2 separate regions of the Mus musculus genome follow, and region 2 is linked to region 1. Evidence: chromatin loops called from intact Hi-C (ENCODE). Cell type or tissue: left cerebral cortex. All regions are shown on one strand.

Evidence for each region. Peaks named below come from ENCODE experiments on the same cell type or tissue, not always from the same donor. Only the 100,000 strongest peaks of a DNase experiment are listed, where the experiment ranks them.
Region 2: a loop joins it to region 1, with 3 times the contacts of the local background. A loop is called at or near these places in 8 of 42 quality-filtered maps.

Annotation. Positions count from the first base shown.
Region 1 is chr16:23,979,592-23,987,591 of GRCm38, forward strand. All of the region lies in intron 1 of Bcl6 (B cell leukemia/lymphoma 6), which reads right to left. Among named protein-coding and RNA genes, the nearest start is that of Gm31527, 4.7 kb to the right of the region's middle. In left cerebral cortex, CTCF peaks have their summits at 2,853, 3,898 (motif pointing right), 4,779 (motif pointing right), 5,937 and 1 weaker place; DNase peaks (open chromatin) are centred at 623, 1,590, 1,824, 2,906 and 6 more places; H3K4me3 peaks cover 5,669 bases; H3K27ac peaks cover 4,422 bases.
Region 2 is chr16:24,814,439-24,822,438 of GRCm38, forward strand. The region is part of intron 8 of Lpp (LIM domain containing preferred translocation partner in lipoma); the gene reads left to right. Among named protein-coding and RNA genes, the nearest start is that of Mir28a, 9.4 kb to the right of the region's middle. In left cerebral cortex, CTCF peaks have their summits at 4,822 and 7,958 (motif pointing left); no DNase peak of the experiment used is centred here.

The sequences.
Region 1 (8,000 bases):
CGAGGTCATGTTGGGCCACCTAGATAGTTGATGGCCTGGCCCTAGGTCTTCTGGCTCAGATTCCTGTACTCTTTCCAAGTCAGCCTACGTGCCGTAGGACACGAAGGACGGACGGCAGCACCCTGAGGTGGGTGAGTCTCAGTTTTAAACTACTTTGCCCACACAAAGTTTGCCCGTTCCATGGTGTCGAGTCTTACCCAAATGTGCACTTTAAAATGTGAGGTTTCTTTGACTCTGTAACCAAACCCTCAGATATTTCTCTGTGGTCTTAAGAGCCAGTCACTCAATCTCTTCAGCTTCAAGGTTATTACATTCGTGCGAGTGAGTGAGTGAGTGAGTGAGTGAGTGAGTGAGTGGGTCTGGGGTAGGAAATGGAGGGGGAGAGAGGACAGAAAAAGACAAAAGGAACTGATTTCTTCTTGAACCCGTCCTGACTCAGAGTGAGCAAAAAAGAGTTCACTTGGTCCTCACCCAGGTCCAATGACTGTCTCTTTTGAAAATAAATGCTGAAGACACGTGAAGTTTATTTACTAACTCTCTCCTGCTTCCTGTGGAAGAGCTCCACAAGCCCTTCTGGAATCGTCGGGCTGAGCTTCAACCACCAGCTCACTTGTGGCTTTCCAGTCACAGACTTTTGGAACCACGGGAAGCCCAGATTTGCCGTTTCACCGGGACGGACAAGTGGTAATGACTCACTCCAGACAAGGAACGAGGCAAACGAACAAACAAACAAACCAACCAACAAAGGTAGCCCTTCTATGTACTCTGACAGGCTGGCCTTGGGCTTTTTACCTTAAGCCCCTCTCCATCAACAAAGCCCAAGCACACAGGAGGGCAGACTGCTCTTTGGAATCACCCCCTCTCAAAAGATTCACTTCTCTGTCAGCCAAATGGTCTCAGCAGGTTCCACAACTCCCTAGGGTGGGGGCTAACTCTGGAGCTGAATGCTACTTCCTTCCAGACACTGCAGATAGGAAAGCCCTACCCCATTCAGCTGGCTTGGACAAATCACTCTTCCCTCTCCCGCTCATCATTGGACCACATCTTTATAACGGCCAGGATTCACTATAAAGGAAACTGAGGCTCCCAAAACAAGCTCTTGCCCAAGATCTCAAAACAATTCTCCAATAAAGTCCTATGCAAACAACCCCAAGGAGAGTCAGACCGGCAAGGACAGCTGAACCAGAATGGGTTTCCCTCTAATGCCGGGTCCAGCCTCAGTAATCCCCAACTGAGACGTAAACTAACCCATCCATGCATCCTTTCCCTCCCTGGGGCACTTTCCTAGTGTGCTTTGAATAAGGCAGCTTCAAGTAAGGAGTTTCCAGTGGGAAGGAAGAGAGACAGAAAGAGAGAGGGAGAGAGAATCTGAGAGTCGAGGGGAAAAGAGCACTAGAGCCAATGCTCCTTTCTTTCCCTTTGGGGAGGGGAGTGGAGTGGCAGCCGCGCTAGCCTGTTCACACACACCCGCACAAACCCCAGCCCTGATGCCAGGCAAGCTTGCGCAGACTCGCTCGCCGCACCTAGCTGTACCTGTCTTCCTGGGACCGCCCACCCCCTGGCGATCGGCTGGCACTGCTGCCCATCCACTTCGAAGCCAGGGAAGTTTCGGCCGGGGCCGAGTGGTAGGACTGTAACAACTAATTTGGTTACATTCAAATAAATGTTTTCCTGCACCTCCGTAGCTAGCATTGTGTGTGTCTTTTTTTTTTTCTTTTCCTGTTATTCTGTCAAAGTAGGGGGCCACCAGGGGAATGGTACAGCCCTCTCATTCCCGGAACGTAGTCGATCTCGGCTCTAAGGATTTCACAGAACACTCCTGCCCAGCGCGGTCTCCAACGAGAAGTAACTTTCCAGGAAGCCGCGGCCTGACAGCCCAGCCCCGGATCGCTGGCTGCACAAAGCTGACCGGGGACAGAGCACCCTTTTCCCCTAAATCCGCTGTCTACAGGGGTTCCGGGTTCCAGACCTGAGTCTACTCTGTCCCTATCCCTGCCCCCAGCAAGCTAAAAGCCGCAGAGAGCAGAGTCCAAGAGTCTGGAGACAGTCAGAGGCTCGCTTCAGGATTTCTATTTTGCCCTATTCTGGCAACTGAGTGTGCTAGGGTTCGTTTGCTTTTGTTTTGTTATTGTTTGTCTTAGGGTCTTGATGTTATTTCTTGGGTTTTCTTTCTGTCTTCCCGCTTGCTACCTCCTTCCCTGCTTTAGAAGGGAATGGGTAGATAAGAAATTAAGGCCAAAAAGATTGTGTCCTGGGACTAAGAGTCTCCATCCTTGGAGAAACCTGGCCGAATTGGGGCGCGAGGGGTGGGGAGTGGGGGAGGACTAAACCTGGAAAAAAAAGTAAACTGAAAACCCCTTCAGTCTACGTCGGCAAGAAAGGGGAGATTTCCGCCCAACCTTCTTTAGAGTTGGAGCTACCAGACTGAAGCCAGACGTGCTCCGGAATTCAGTGTCTTATTTTCCTGAAACCGTGGAGACTGGGTAACAGGGCCCACCCCAGAGAAACCTCTGACACACAGCAGGGTTGCCTCGCCTTCCCAGAAATGAACTCCGTGTGGCCACCCCCTAAGTGCTCTCGGTAGCCTTGTGCCTTTGGGGAGGTCTGCACAACCTCCATCCAGTCCTAAAAGTAACGGGTAGCATCGTTACACTGCACATCCCTTCAGTGATGGAGGCGGGATCAGATTCGCAACCCAGAGACGGGGTCTGTCTGGTTCCCTGTTTTGTGGTTTCCTTTTCCTTCGGTATGAATTAACGGTGACAAAGGTAATTTTATATGGGACAGGAATGAATATCCTAGGAGTTACCATTCTCACTTACTGGACTTCTGTCTAACGCTAGAGGGAGCTCTCCATCAAGGCTTGAAACCATAGCCGGCTGCTCGCCCCGCCCCTCCTTCCCATTGACCTAGTTTGGCCAGGGTCTGGATTTGGAGAACGCTTTTCCACTTCTCTCTACCCAGGATGGTTGTTGGGTTATTGGTAGTCTAATAACTTCAATAGCTCTCCGAAAAATCTAAAGAGGGTTCATAAAATGTAAATCACTGTCCAAGGAGTTTGAAGGCGGGAGGAGGGTAGGGATGACGCGTTGAAACATGCCCCTGAGCTCCAGCAGGAGCGCTCTTTCCCAACAGGGTGCTCAGGTCTAGCCAGCCTCTTCTGGCGAAAATGGGTAGAGTCAAAGTGTTGCTTCTGTTCTGGAGGTAGGGAAGGACAATATTGTTGCTCTTGCCTCTGGGCGGGAATGACACAGAGATAAAAAGAGAAGTTGATAGTGCGATGGATCCGCAGCTGCGTGAGCTAACCAGAGGACTTTGTGTCCTGACTTTCATTTCTGTTACGTGTCCTGCCTCAGAGCTCTTGCTAGCCTACAAGCTTCGAGGAAATGCAATAAAATAAAGGGATGTGTTTTATCATCAAGAGCTGAAGAGCTGAAGGGACGCTCCCCACGAGCCTGGTCGAGACAGCCTCCAGAAGGTCTGCTGACAATGCCAGCAAACCATGTCCTTCAGAAGAGATCTCTTCCCTCATCCTGACCGGACTGAGATCGGCGTTGGGGTGGGCGGGGTACTGTGGGGCAGGAAAGAGAGGCATCATCTCCCCAAGCAAACAATGCTTTTTTAAATTCGATCTAGACAGAAGTCAGCTAAGGTCTTTATTCACGTTAATGAAGATGGAAGGCACTAACTGTCCTTGGAAAGCGATGAGTCAAACTTGACCGCGCTTCAGACACGTCCCCAGATTCGTTTCCAACCCGAACAGAGGCGCATTTCTCCGCGGCGGCCTGGGACAACTCCCGCAGTGATAGAAGATGAACTGGATTCCTCCCGGCCCCGGCGGGGGGTTGGGGGGAGGGGGCGGGGGAGACAGCTGTGTCTCTGCGATGAGGACGCCACTAGAGGCCGCCAGTGCGTCGGTGCAACCGGGCCATCTCGGTTAAGAGCTTTGAGGGGAAAAACAAAAAACAAAAACAAACAAACAAACAAACAAAAAAAACCCCAAAACCTACGGAGGAGATGGGCTACAAATTCTCAAAGAATAAAGCTCTGCTTATTCACAACCCCTACAGACACGCGCGCGCGCGCGCACACACACACACACACAGCTAATTTCTCCCCAGGCCACTAAGTAAAGAATAAACTGGGTGAAAAGAGAGTGAGTCCGGAGTTCAAACTTACAGAAAGCCAGTGCACAACCCCAAGGAGACCAAGTAGTTTCTGGCCACTCAACTCCCAGAACAAGCACCACAGCTTAGAGATGCCCCACCTGCTCACACCTCTGTCACCTTTCCATGTCCATTGTCAAAACCTTTAAGCTAAGACTGGGAGGGGGCAGTTTCCAATGTGCACTGGATACTCCAGTGACCCAAGATTAAACTGCTCTCCCCTTCTCTTAGATAGACTGGAATGAACTCCCTTGGTGAATTCTTTGGAGTTCAGAAACTTACTGTCAGGCCCTATGCCACAATTGCAATGAAGTTTAAATCTTAAAGCTCCTGAGAGTTTGGGTGCAATCTTTCCGCTACTAAAGTTCTCTGTGGAGAGGCCACAAATATCCTTAAAGAAAGTACTGTTTCTCAGTTGACATAGATACTGATGGCTGAGCCACGGTGTATGTCGACGTCGTGGGAATATGATTTTCATCTGTCTCGTCAAAACATTGGAAGTCGGATGCTGTCTTCATTGGACAATGCCCTTCTCCTCCTCAGTCCTAGCGTCTGACCAGGATCCAGACAACACCGCTTCGGGCGCAAACCTTGAGCGTGACCTACCACTAGGTGGCGGACTCAGTCCATTCAAGAATCACCCTGTTAGCATCGCCTTCTACACTCGGCACCCCTGACCACCGTGGTTTTGTCTCTCTTGGGGGTGGGGGGAAGTTGCTTCCAAAACTGAAGTCGGAACACATTTAGTTGAGTAGATGTAATTCCGTTCTTCCGATGCTCATGACTCTAGCTAACACCGTACGGCGTCAGGAGCCGTATATTATTTGGTTATTTGTTCCTTTCTTCCTCTCCTCAAAGCTGGCTACACATTCTTTCAAAAAGAACCACACCTGAAAGTATTAAGAGAGACTCGTGCCAAAGAGAGAGACAGTGAGAGGGGGAGGGCGGGAGAGAGAAGGAGGGGAGCAAAAATCGGGAATAACCCCATGGTTCATACCCACAGAGGAAGTGGGGACCAGAGGTCAGCCCTTTCACTCACTGAGCAAAGCGGGTGCGGAACAGAACAGAATATGGCCTTTGGAGGTGCTACTGGTCCGTATCGGGAAGCAGGAAGGGTTGGGAGGAGCAAAAAGAAGCTAACCAGCAGAGCTAGTATGCAGAGTCGCCTGTCGCTGCTGCGGTCCCACTTGTTGCGCAGTGTAGGAAACCGGCACGCGCCTCGCTACTTTGTCTCTCACAACCCAGCCTATGCTGTTCCCTGCGGTCCACAAACCTCTCCCCCATCACTTCGACACAAGCCACCACGGCCCCCGGGGAAACTACAACACTTTCAGTTCTACGGTTTTACACACACACACACACACACACACACTCCTCTTTAGCTCAGAGTCAGACCGTCAATCTACTGCGGTACCTGAAGTCAAGTCTGAGAGGAAAATAGCTACATCAATCCAGAGAAGTCGCAGATAAGCCCCACCTCTATCCCACCTCATCTCCACTCCTGAAAGGGTGTCCCTTGAATTATGGGAAGGACATCGCCTGGTAGGACACCATTCTAGTTTGGAAAACAACGTGTCTCTATCTTATTTGAAAGATTAACTGCAAAGTATTGATTTTAAAAGTTTCCTCTCTCTCTCTCTCTCTCTCTCTCTCTCTCTCTCTCTCTCTCTCAGGGTTAGGGGTAAGCACATTAGGCTTATTTCACAATTATTTTTCAAATATTTGACTTTTACCAATAGTTTTACTCACCAAGGGGTGGCGCTGCCGCACTACCTCCCCTGAAACTTAAGTTTTTGGGTTTTTGTTTTTTGGTTTTTGGTTGTTTTTTTTTTTTTTTTCACAACCGAGGGGGATATCCCCAGCAGGGGACAGAGGGAAGGAAAGATTTTGACATCTAGTCATGGCTCAACCCATAACTGGAACTCCTCGGGGCTCAGCAAACGACAACTTAGAAATTTAGGATGCCATTCCTGACCACCAAGGCCAGAATAAATTAGTCTTTTCAAGAAAACACTCTGGTAAACCCTTCAAACCTGAGGTGAGGAAGAGAGTATTTAGTGAATACCCGTTTCCTGGTTGTCTCTGCTCAAGTCACTTGGTTGTCTTGAACAGCATCTAACCTTACTGTCACTACCAACAGATCTTTAAAATCATCCAATGCCTGGAAGTATTAGAAAAGAAAATCTTCCAAATAGGATGCTGGAAACTTCTATTTATAAACTAGGGGGTGGGGGAGTGGGGGTGGGGTGGGGAGGTGTCCATCTACAGCTTTCTATTTTGGCTTCAGGACTCAACTGCAGTCATTTTAGCAAGAGAAATGTCCATCTCCTGGTGTTTTCTCTCCATTTCCTCTCCCCCCACCCCCCCGGGACAAATATCTTTCCTTCTTTTATTAAAATCGGTATATAAAGAAGAATACAATTTCACCTAACTCCTTTGAGCTCAAGTTTGCTACCTCCAGGAATAGCATGTGGACTAGGGCCAGATGAACTTCAACTTGGTCTGCAGGCTTATGAGGTCCTGCTCAAGTGCCTGCCAAAGGCACTTGGTAGTAAATTGTGAGCAAAATAGATACCTGTCTCTGGATGGATCACGCTGCCCCCTCCCCTATTTTAAAGTTGTTTATTACACACACACACACACACACACACTCACACACACACATACTCACACCACACACCTCGCAAAGAAAAAGGGAAACCAGCGAACTGCAGAGGAAGCCAGAGGCATAGCTCAGAGCCACAAACTGTATTTCTAAACAGTCTCCTCTCTCTCTCTCTCTCCTTCTCTCTCTCTCCTCTCTCTCTCCTTCTCTCTCTCTCCCCCCTTCCATTCCTTGCTCTTTTCTTTTTTTTGTGGATAGTAATATACACTGGCATTGCAATATTTTCCTATGAGAACTATACAATGTTTGAAGGGGAAAAAGAGATAAAATTACTTCTTAGGGAGTGGGGTGCGATGCTTGTCAAGGACCCTGTAACTGCTTCTGAGTTCCAGCGCCGGGCTTGAGGTCATTTCTCACTACCCCTAGCACAAAAACTAAATTTCTATGGGAGGGAGCGCAACACAGAGATTATTTATTTTACTGTTAAAATAATATTGTTTGGTGCTGTTGTTTTTCATAGGGGACCTTTAAAACTCATTTTTGCAACACTAGCTCCATCTCTCGCCAGGGTTCCAATAACGCGGTATTATACAGGCAACGCAACCCGCAGTTCTCAAGACATTTAACGTTCACTGTTTCCGGCAGGGGTGGCCTCCAGCTCCCACTGCCCCCCAGGCAGCCCATTTCCTAGGTTCCAACTCTCAACCCACTCCCTCCCCGGGCCGCCGCCGCCGCTTTTCCCCATTCCTACTCCCTCCCTTGAGGAGAGCCACAGGTTGCAAATCCAACCAACCTCGCAATCTGTTTTTGCAAAATCACTCACAAAGATCTCCCTATCGCACCCGCTCCTCCCGTCCGGGGTCCCCCAGCAGGAATCACAAAGTACCCCTTCTTCCCTCCCTGATCTTGCAAATCAGGAACGCAGGCTGGGGCTCTGTTTTTCTTCCTTCTCCCAAAATAAGGACCTTGGGAATCTGAAGAGTGGCTATCGCTATACCCAGGGCCACTTTTTTTTTTTTTTTTTTTTTTAAACACAGCTTGCACCAAGGGGGAAAAATGAAATTAAATTTAGGAAAGGGAGGGAACTACCGCTGAGAGCCAACGCAGTCACGCAGCACCCAAAATACAAACACCGCGGCCGCCAGAAATCCCGCCACCTCTCCGGAGCTCCGGGCTGGCTGGCCAAGACCCCCCCGGGTCCCGCACGCTGAAAGCGCCGCAGGTGCAAA
Region 2 (8,000 bases), 830 kb after region 1:
TTCATACAAATCTACATTCTAGCTTCTACACCTATAGCTTAAACTAAGTTCATTTATTTAATTAATTGATATTTTTACTTCCCCTCCATCTCATTTTACCTTATTTGCTGAGAACCCATAATATGTGATATCATATAGGTAGAGTGGGACCTCTCCTTTCTAGGAAAGGAAGTAACTTGTAAATAACTTCCCTATAAATGACAAACATATTTTAAACTATCATGGTGTTTTGGGTTGTTTTGGGTTTGTTTGTTTGTTTGTTTTTTCCAAGTGGAAGGATATGTATTTCTAACCAGGAGAAATGCGATGTGAAGTGGACAAATTCTGAAGAATTGTATTTTCTTTTATAGCTCCAGGGTCCCCTGTGCCTTCAGGGGATTGCACAGTCCCATAAATGACTGGGGATTTGTATAACAATGTGAGAGAATGGTGAAGACACCATCCACCCACATCAGTATTAGATAAGTTACTAAATAGTTATGAACAGCTCAATACTCTGCAATCTCAGTACTTGTCCAAGAACGTTATATTCCCTCACATAAACTTATATTGAAAATAAGGAGACTTATATTTTAGGTCTTTGTGTGATTTTTAAACTCTGGTGTTTGGGCCATTAGGCAGGGTTTCCATGCCAGCTGCTATTTGAAAGCATAGATAGTGCCGGTTCTTTCCCTCATAGAGTCTGCATTCTGTGGCCCTTCCTGTCCTTTTGGCAGAATGGAGGAAATGTCCCTGTAGCATGTTGCTCTTCTGCCTGTTGAGGATGGGAAATGGCAGGGAGCTGTGCCTTTTCTGAAGCGAAGCAGACTGGAACACAACCCAGTCTCAGTGCAGAGACTCTTGCTCACTGTTCATTTATTGTAATTTCCTTATCTTGTATGCATGGACGCTCGAGTGACATTCCCTCACCAGAAGACGAGTAACAGAATGTCCACCCTTGCATGTTGTCTCTATGTTGTAGAGAGCACCATCCACAAGTTAGTATAGACAGGAACTATATTCACTAGACATGTCATAACAAACACTGTAGCTTCCAGAAATATAGTTAGGTACCCTTGCTCTTCTGGAATTACCTGCAAGGTTTCATACCAACTGTACCATCCCATTCATGAGCAGTGATCCTTGGTTAGTGTCCCTACAATAAGTACCCTCTAGGACATCAGAGGTACAATGATTTTATAAAGTTCCCTGGACATGTTGTACCCCTTGCCCAGGAGGCTCCTAATAATCGTTCCTCCCATCCTCAAACACACTTCCCCACTTCATGGCTGTGAACACTCTAGGTAAATGTTCACTAATTTTTGATAATTACTGTTTCTATTTGATCTTTGAAGTGTTGGGGATTTATCTAGTTCAGGGCTATTTACTCATTAGTCCAACCACTCTCCCTCTGAGCTACATCTCCAGCCCCACACTTCAGCATTTCATGAATAGTCCTAGTCCTTTTTATTCTCGCCCTTTATATACATAGAAAAATGCCCTATCTCTCCACCCTTGCAGCCTGCATTGGGTATAGAGTCATGCATTAACATACCACAGTCTGCAGTATAATTTACATCGGGAAGCTTTTCATTTCGAAACCTCAGTTGGTTTTGGTAATGCTGAGGTACCCAAACTCCAGCGGAATTAACTAACTATTGAGCTATTAGTAAAAATAAGAAGGAAAGGTAACAGAATGAGCAGCTGTTTTGCATCAAATGCTGGGTAAGCACTCCTCATGTATAAATTCCGATTTCCTTGCTAAGTGGAATGCCATCTCATCTGATAAAGTCAAATCTGGAACCAGAAATACTCAATACATTGTGCCATTGTGGTTAGCAAAACTAAGCTTTGAACTCTGAAGATCATTTATTGCAAGGTCTCTATTCTTTCTCTTCATGAAATGGCAAAATGGCTCTTCTGATACTAATGGCTCAAATCATTATGCTTATCGACTTGCAGATGTAATCTAGAAGTAGTTTAAAGCAACATCTACATACCGACATGCTAAACATATGTTCTCCTTTGATTCCTCTTGCTGTGATGAACACAGCGACCAAAAGCAACATGGAGAGGAAAGGTTTATTTCATCTTGGTCCTCCATCAAGGGAAGAAAAGACAGGAGCTTAAAACAGAAACTTTGGAGGTCTACTGCTCTTGGCTTGCCCCGGGATTGCTTTCAGCAACCTTTCTTATATAGCCTGAGCCCACTGACCCAGGAATGGTACTGCATGTAGTGGTCTGGGTCCTCCTACACCAATTAACAATCAAGAACACTCCCCCCCCCCCAGACATACCAACAGATCAGAGTGATGGAGGCGTGTCTTCAGTGCAGGTTCCCTCTTCCAGTTATGTCAGAGTTTAGCCATCACAAATGAGTAACTTGTTCAGCATGAAAGGATAGGACTCACCCTGCTCTGCTCTGCCTTAGTTAAAGAGATAGAAGGATTGAAAATAGCACTTCCGACTCTGGTACTGTTGGCTGCAGCACACTGGGCATGCCTTGCTGCCAGAGCAGCATTAGTGGCCACTCATCAGTCTCATCAGTCAGCTTTATTTTCTGTTCAAAAACTAAGCATCAAAAACGAACCTGGATGGGGCACAGAAGGAGTTGGTAGGAGGATAGAGTAATAGAGATATAGTGCTTAACTATGACATTCTCAACAAAATTCCTTTTTATAAAAACTGAAGGAAAGTGGACCCAGGAGGGGAAAAGAGTAAGAAAGAAAGACCCTGAATGGCCCCAACCAATTAGACATGCTTCAGGCCTGTGTCGTATATGCTCTGTTCAGAGTGCTGTGGGAAAATGTGTCAAATTTAGAAGCCAATATGCCAAAACTGTAGCCTTGCCTCCACCACTGAGTCTCGACAGCAGCATGCCCGTGTAGGCATTAGAGTGCACACTCAAGCTGCACTCTATGGTACAGACAGAGTCCAAAGCTCTTAGTAGGCTGTCCTTTTCCATTACATGAGAATGTGTTGGCCAGTAGGCATTGGAAGAGGTGTGGAATCCTCACCTTGTAACTTAAGCTCCCTAGAACCATACATTTCAGTTCTTTGCATTGAGTTTTCCTCCTTTGTGTCTTGTGCATCGGGGTTCTCTCCATCCTCCAAGCCAGTTTCAGGTTTAATCATTGCCATGGGTGTGATCGTAGGAGAAGAGTAGAAACAGCAAAGGTTCACTGGCTTCTGGGTTGGGCTCTGTGTGGATTACATGGGTGACTAGGATATAATTTTTAGGGAAAAGCAGGAGAAAAGGCAGAGTAGCCAAGTATGGTGGCGCATGTCTTTAATCCCAGAACTTGGAAGGCAGAGGCAAGTGGATCTCTGTGAGTCAGAGGCCAGCATGGTCTATAGAGAGAATTCCAGGACAACCAGGGCTACAGAGAGAGGCCCTGTCTCAAAACAACAACCACAAACATTTGTGAGAAAATATGGCCTTGATTACCATATTCTGATGGTATATCTCTTGAAGATAACTACTCAAAAACAATATCTTACAATTACTCAGAGGGAACTGTAAATTATTGGAACAACTACAGATTATTTAGGTAATTCAGGATACCCAAACAAGAGGCAGGTTCTAGCAAACCTCAAAAATATTTAATCTCCCACTGTTTGCTCCCACTTCTGTTTTGTTTGTTTTTTTGAGACAGGGTTTCTCTGTAGAGCTCTGGCTGTCCTGGAACTCACTTTGTAGACCAGGCTGGCCTCGAACTCAGAAATCTGCCTGTCTCTGCTTCCCGAGTGCTGGGATCAAAGGCGTGTACCACCACGCCCGGCTTTGCTCTCATTTCTTAGGTAGTTTAGCAAGTAGAGAACACACAACAGTTACTACTCAGTTTGATCAGGGTTGAGCTCGAAGTGTGCTTGGGTCAGACAGGTGTCTTCCACTTCTCAGAGTCTAGGTAAGATTCTGGGATAGTTTACTAAGAGACCAGGGCTTGTTTGGGGAATGGCAGACTCTCCTGTGCCTAACTCTGAACTGTTACCATTCAACCAACTGAAACATGAAAAGCTATTTGAAAAATTCCCAGAAATAATTATTTTACTTTTTATTGTTTCTAGTATACAGTACTATAGTTCAGTTCCAGGATCTGCAGAGGTCCTCTCTACCAAGCCCTTTTACCACATTGCTGGCTTGAAACAACAGGTCTTTTCCACTCTGAATAAGGGGCTGAATGAATGGGTGGCTGAGACACTTTATACACTACTGTAGCAAATGAAGCTCTTTGTCTTTCCATTGTACATTACACATTTACTTTTGTATGACTTATTTTATGTATATGATACACTGTAGCTGTCTTAAGACACACCAGAAGAGGGCATAGAATCCCATTTACAGATGCTTGTGAGCAACCATGTGGCTGCTGGGACTTGAACTCAGGACCTCTGGAAGAGCAATGGGTGCTCTTAACCACAAAGGCATCTCTCCAGCCCCACATTATACATTTCTGTAGCTGTAGACATGTCAAGAGTAAGTTAATCCTGAATCTTAAGGAGAGAAAAAGATGCAGGAAAGGCAACTAGAACCAAACTAGAGACATTAATTTGTGAGTCATCTGATGGAGGGAGGAAGTTTAACTTTTCCCCACAGTAAACATGGGGGCTGGTCATTTCTTGGCTTGGGAGAAATAAGTAGAAAACCCAATACAGTTGTGACTTCTAACTTGAATACTGAGGAGCAGGTGAATTTGCATATGACCATAAATGTGTCACATTCTATTCCGTATGGTCACTTTGTACATGATGTTCAAGCTGTCTCCTCTATGGGACACAAAGTTAATAACAGTCATGGCTGTTGGATGGGCTCCTTGTTAAACACACTGCACTCTGCTCTCTCTCCAGCAGAGGCGTTCTGAGCATCTGCAGCCCTTGCTCTCTCAAGGTCACCACCATGACCATCTGTTAATATGCTCTGCTGAGATTCAGTCATTCTTCTCTCATCTCCCCTCAGGCTGTCAGCTGTCCTCTCTGCTGGGACTAAGCGGCCTCTCACAGTCTTCCCCACCACCTTCAATTGCTTATTGGTTCCAATATCCTCTGGTGTGAGGAAGAAATAACAACAAAATGGGCACTTGACTCATTGGTGAATAGGAGCTGTAAGCGTAAGAGACAAGCCTGCCCGAGCATCAGTCACAGAGGAAGGCTTTTGCTTTCACCATTTTACAAAGAGAGCTGTAGAGACTGTGTTTCCTGCTGCTTCAATTTCTCCGCCTCCTTCCATATCTCCACCATCATTTTCCTCCTCTTTCTAGTTCTCTAGAATGTCTTGAAATGTGACAGCTACATACTGTCACCCTCGCTCCGTGCAGATTTTGTTTTTCTATCACAACAATTGGAAGGCCATCCCTAAATCAGATCGTTTTAGATTGTCTCTGTTCTCGGTGGCTTTAACAACACAGTGACTCAAAGCTGCATACAGTTGGCAGCTTTCAGCCATTTATTTGGACTACCAAGCAAGAATGCTCACAGCCTTTCTGATGAACGAAGACATCTTTATTTCCAGTTCACACCCTTCATCATAAGAAGGGTATTTGAAGGGAAGCCAAAAAGCATACTTCTCAAACTTCATGTTTCACATGCTTGCAGGAATTGGGGATAATTCCTTACCCCAGCGTCTTCACAATTGTGCAGTAGAAATTGACAGTAATGTACTCGCGGTCCACCAACAAAGAGAAAAACTATATATGCTTCATTTACTTCATAGGAAAAGCTTCAGTTTTCCACAATTGTATTTTTGGAAGTGACTAGTGTATATACTCCATGGAGAGGAACAAACTTTTTTATTTTTTTCATTTTATTTCCTTACTGTCTTTGAAAGGGTCTCCATTCTGGAGGCCAAAATAGAGCCTCTGTAATAGTTACCAGAAACTTTTTTTGAAATTAGAAAAACTATGTTCAAGAAACACAGATCTTATTCCATGTTAGTGAAGGCTACAACTTGGGGGCTGGAACAAGGAGATTTCCTGCATTGGCCAAAACTTAAAGAGCTAAATTGAGAACCCTATGCCATCGCTGCTGTCTGCATTTCCCTCTGTGCACTGGGAACCACCTAGGGTCTCCAGGCCTTGTTTCGTGGCCAGGACAAGCTTTGCTGCTCCTGAAACTGCACTTTCTTTCCAGAAGTCTCCTCTCCACATCCAAGAATGGCCATGTATTTGCACACTCTTTGAGATGGCTTTCCTTGTATTGACTTATATCACTGACAGTATGAATTTATTTTGCACCTTGTCTTTATGATCTATAAACCTTCTGAAGGCCAGATCTACTTCTAACTTACCTGATTCATTTATGGGTCTGCCCCCTAATGTACTTTTCAAAAAAGTACACATTTATGGGAAGACACAAGGATGGATTACTTCTAGAAAAGTTTATATTGCAATCCCTACTATAACAATATTAATAGATATTGTCACAGGATGTCATGTAGCCCAGGCTGGACTTGAATTAATAATATTTAAAACTCAAACTCCCAAATCCTTGCATGCAGGCCTGTCCTACTATGTGGAGCTGAATAGGCACTTTGGACTTGAATGCCTTTTGTTGTTTACAAAGTTCTTTTACGTGCATTTCTGTGTAGTTCAGCACTTATCCTATGCTATGCACATAAGTGTGTAGTATAAATGTGTATGTGTATCCATTTTGTGTCTGTGTGTTGCTTATATTGAACAAACTCACACATTCATATACAAGCTGAGTTCTGTAAGGGAGAAGCTGCTATGTTGGCTGCTGGAGCCTCACTTCAGCACTTGGCAAGAAGGAAAAGCTCAGGGAGGATTTGTTAGCTGAAGGAATCAAGTTATTACCTCGTTCAGGCTTCACCATAATCATCCAAAGTGCATAAAGTCCATATTGTATCTTGTGTCTTTTCAAGTTAAAAAACTGAGTCCCAAGGACCTGCTCAGGGTTTCAAAGGTACACAGTGGCCAAACAAAAACTTGAACCCTAGCTTTCTAGATCCATAACCTTTCTTCACTGACTTCTGGGAATTTTCTATATTAATAGCAATGCATGAACTATCTCACGAGGAAAAATTGCTTCCAAATTTAAATGCGTGATGCATATGCAGGAAATCACTGACTTTTCAATCCAAGGGTAATGCGGTTGGTGTGACTTTCAGGGAATAGGGCTTTCTTTTACCCACTCTTCCTGATGGGCATGTGTCAGTGCACACAAATGCATACCATACATCCCTCACTTCACACTTTCCGAGGCTTCTTAATTCCTCCTCAGGTTCTCCATGCTCTGGTGTCTTTTATAGCTTCTGCTGGACCAGGCACCCACATGACATTTGTTATTGGGATGTCAGCAAGTGTAAAGACTGTGGGAAGAGAGAAAGCTGACCCATCTAATGTAGACGAGAGCCTGGTACTAGTAGAAGTTTGCTTCCGTCCTGATTGTAGCTCATGGCAGGAAGCAGAGTAAAGCCTTTATTGATGACTAAGTTGTATTGAATATTACAGCATGTCACTAATCGCCACGAGACCCTAATGGAATACCATTCTTACTGAGATGGGAGCCAAGGTTCAGCACTGGAGAGAGGTGACACAAACACCACAGCCAGGGAAGGGCGGCCTTAAGCCCTGTGCCTAGAACACACGAACCCTTACACTGAAATTGGCCGCATAGTGTAGGTGTTTGCACAGTCACTTTCTCTTCTTGGGAAACTATCTCTTGTGTTCTTTAACACATCTTTGTAAATGAGAAAAAGGCACACAGTGCCCTGAGATCACAGTAAAATACAAGGGAACTATATTCATTTCCCATATTCCCATATTCAGACAGACAGACAGACACACACACACAATTGAAAAATCTTTAAAAGGATTGCTGTGGGGAACAAATGATGTCCTACGTGGCTCAGCAGTTGAGATCTCACTGCTCTTGAAGGAGATGTGAGTTGGTTCCTAGCACCCAGGGTTGATAGCTCATAACTGCCAGAACTGCATTCCCAAGGAGATCTGACGCCCTCTACTGGATTTTATGAGCACCTGCACTCATAGATCCCTCCTGACCAG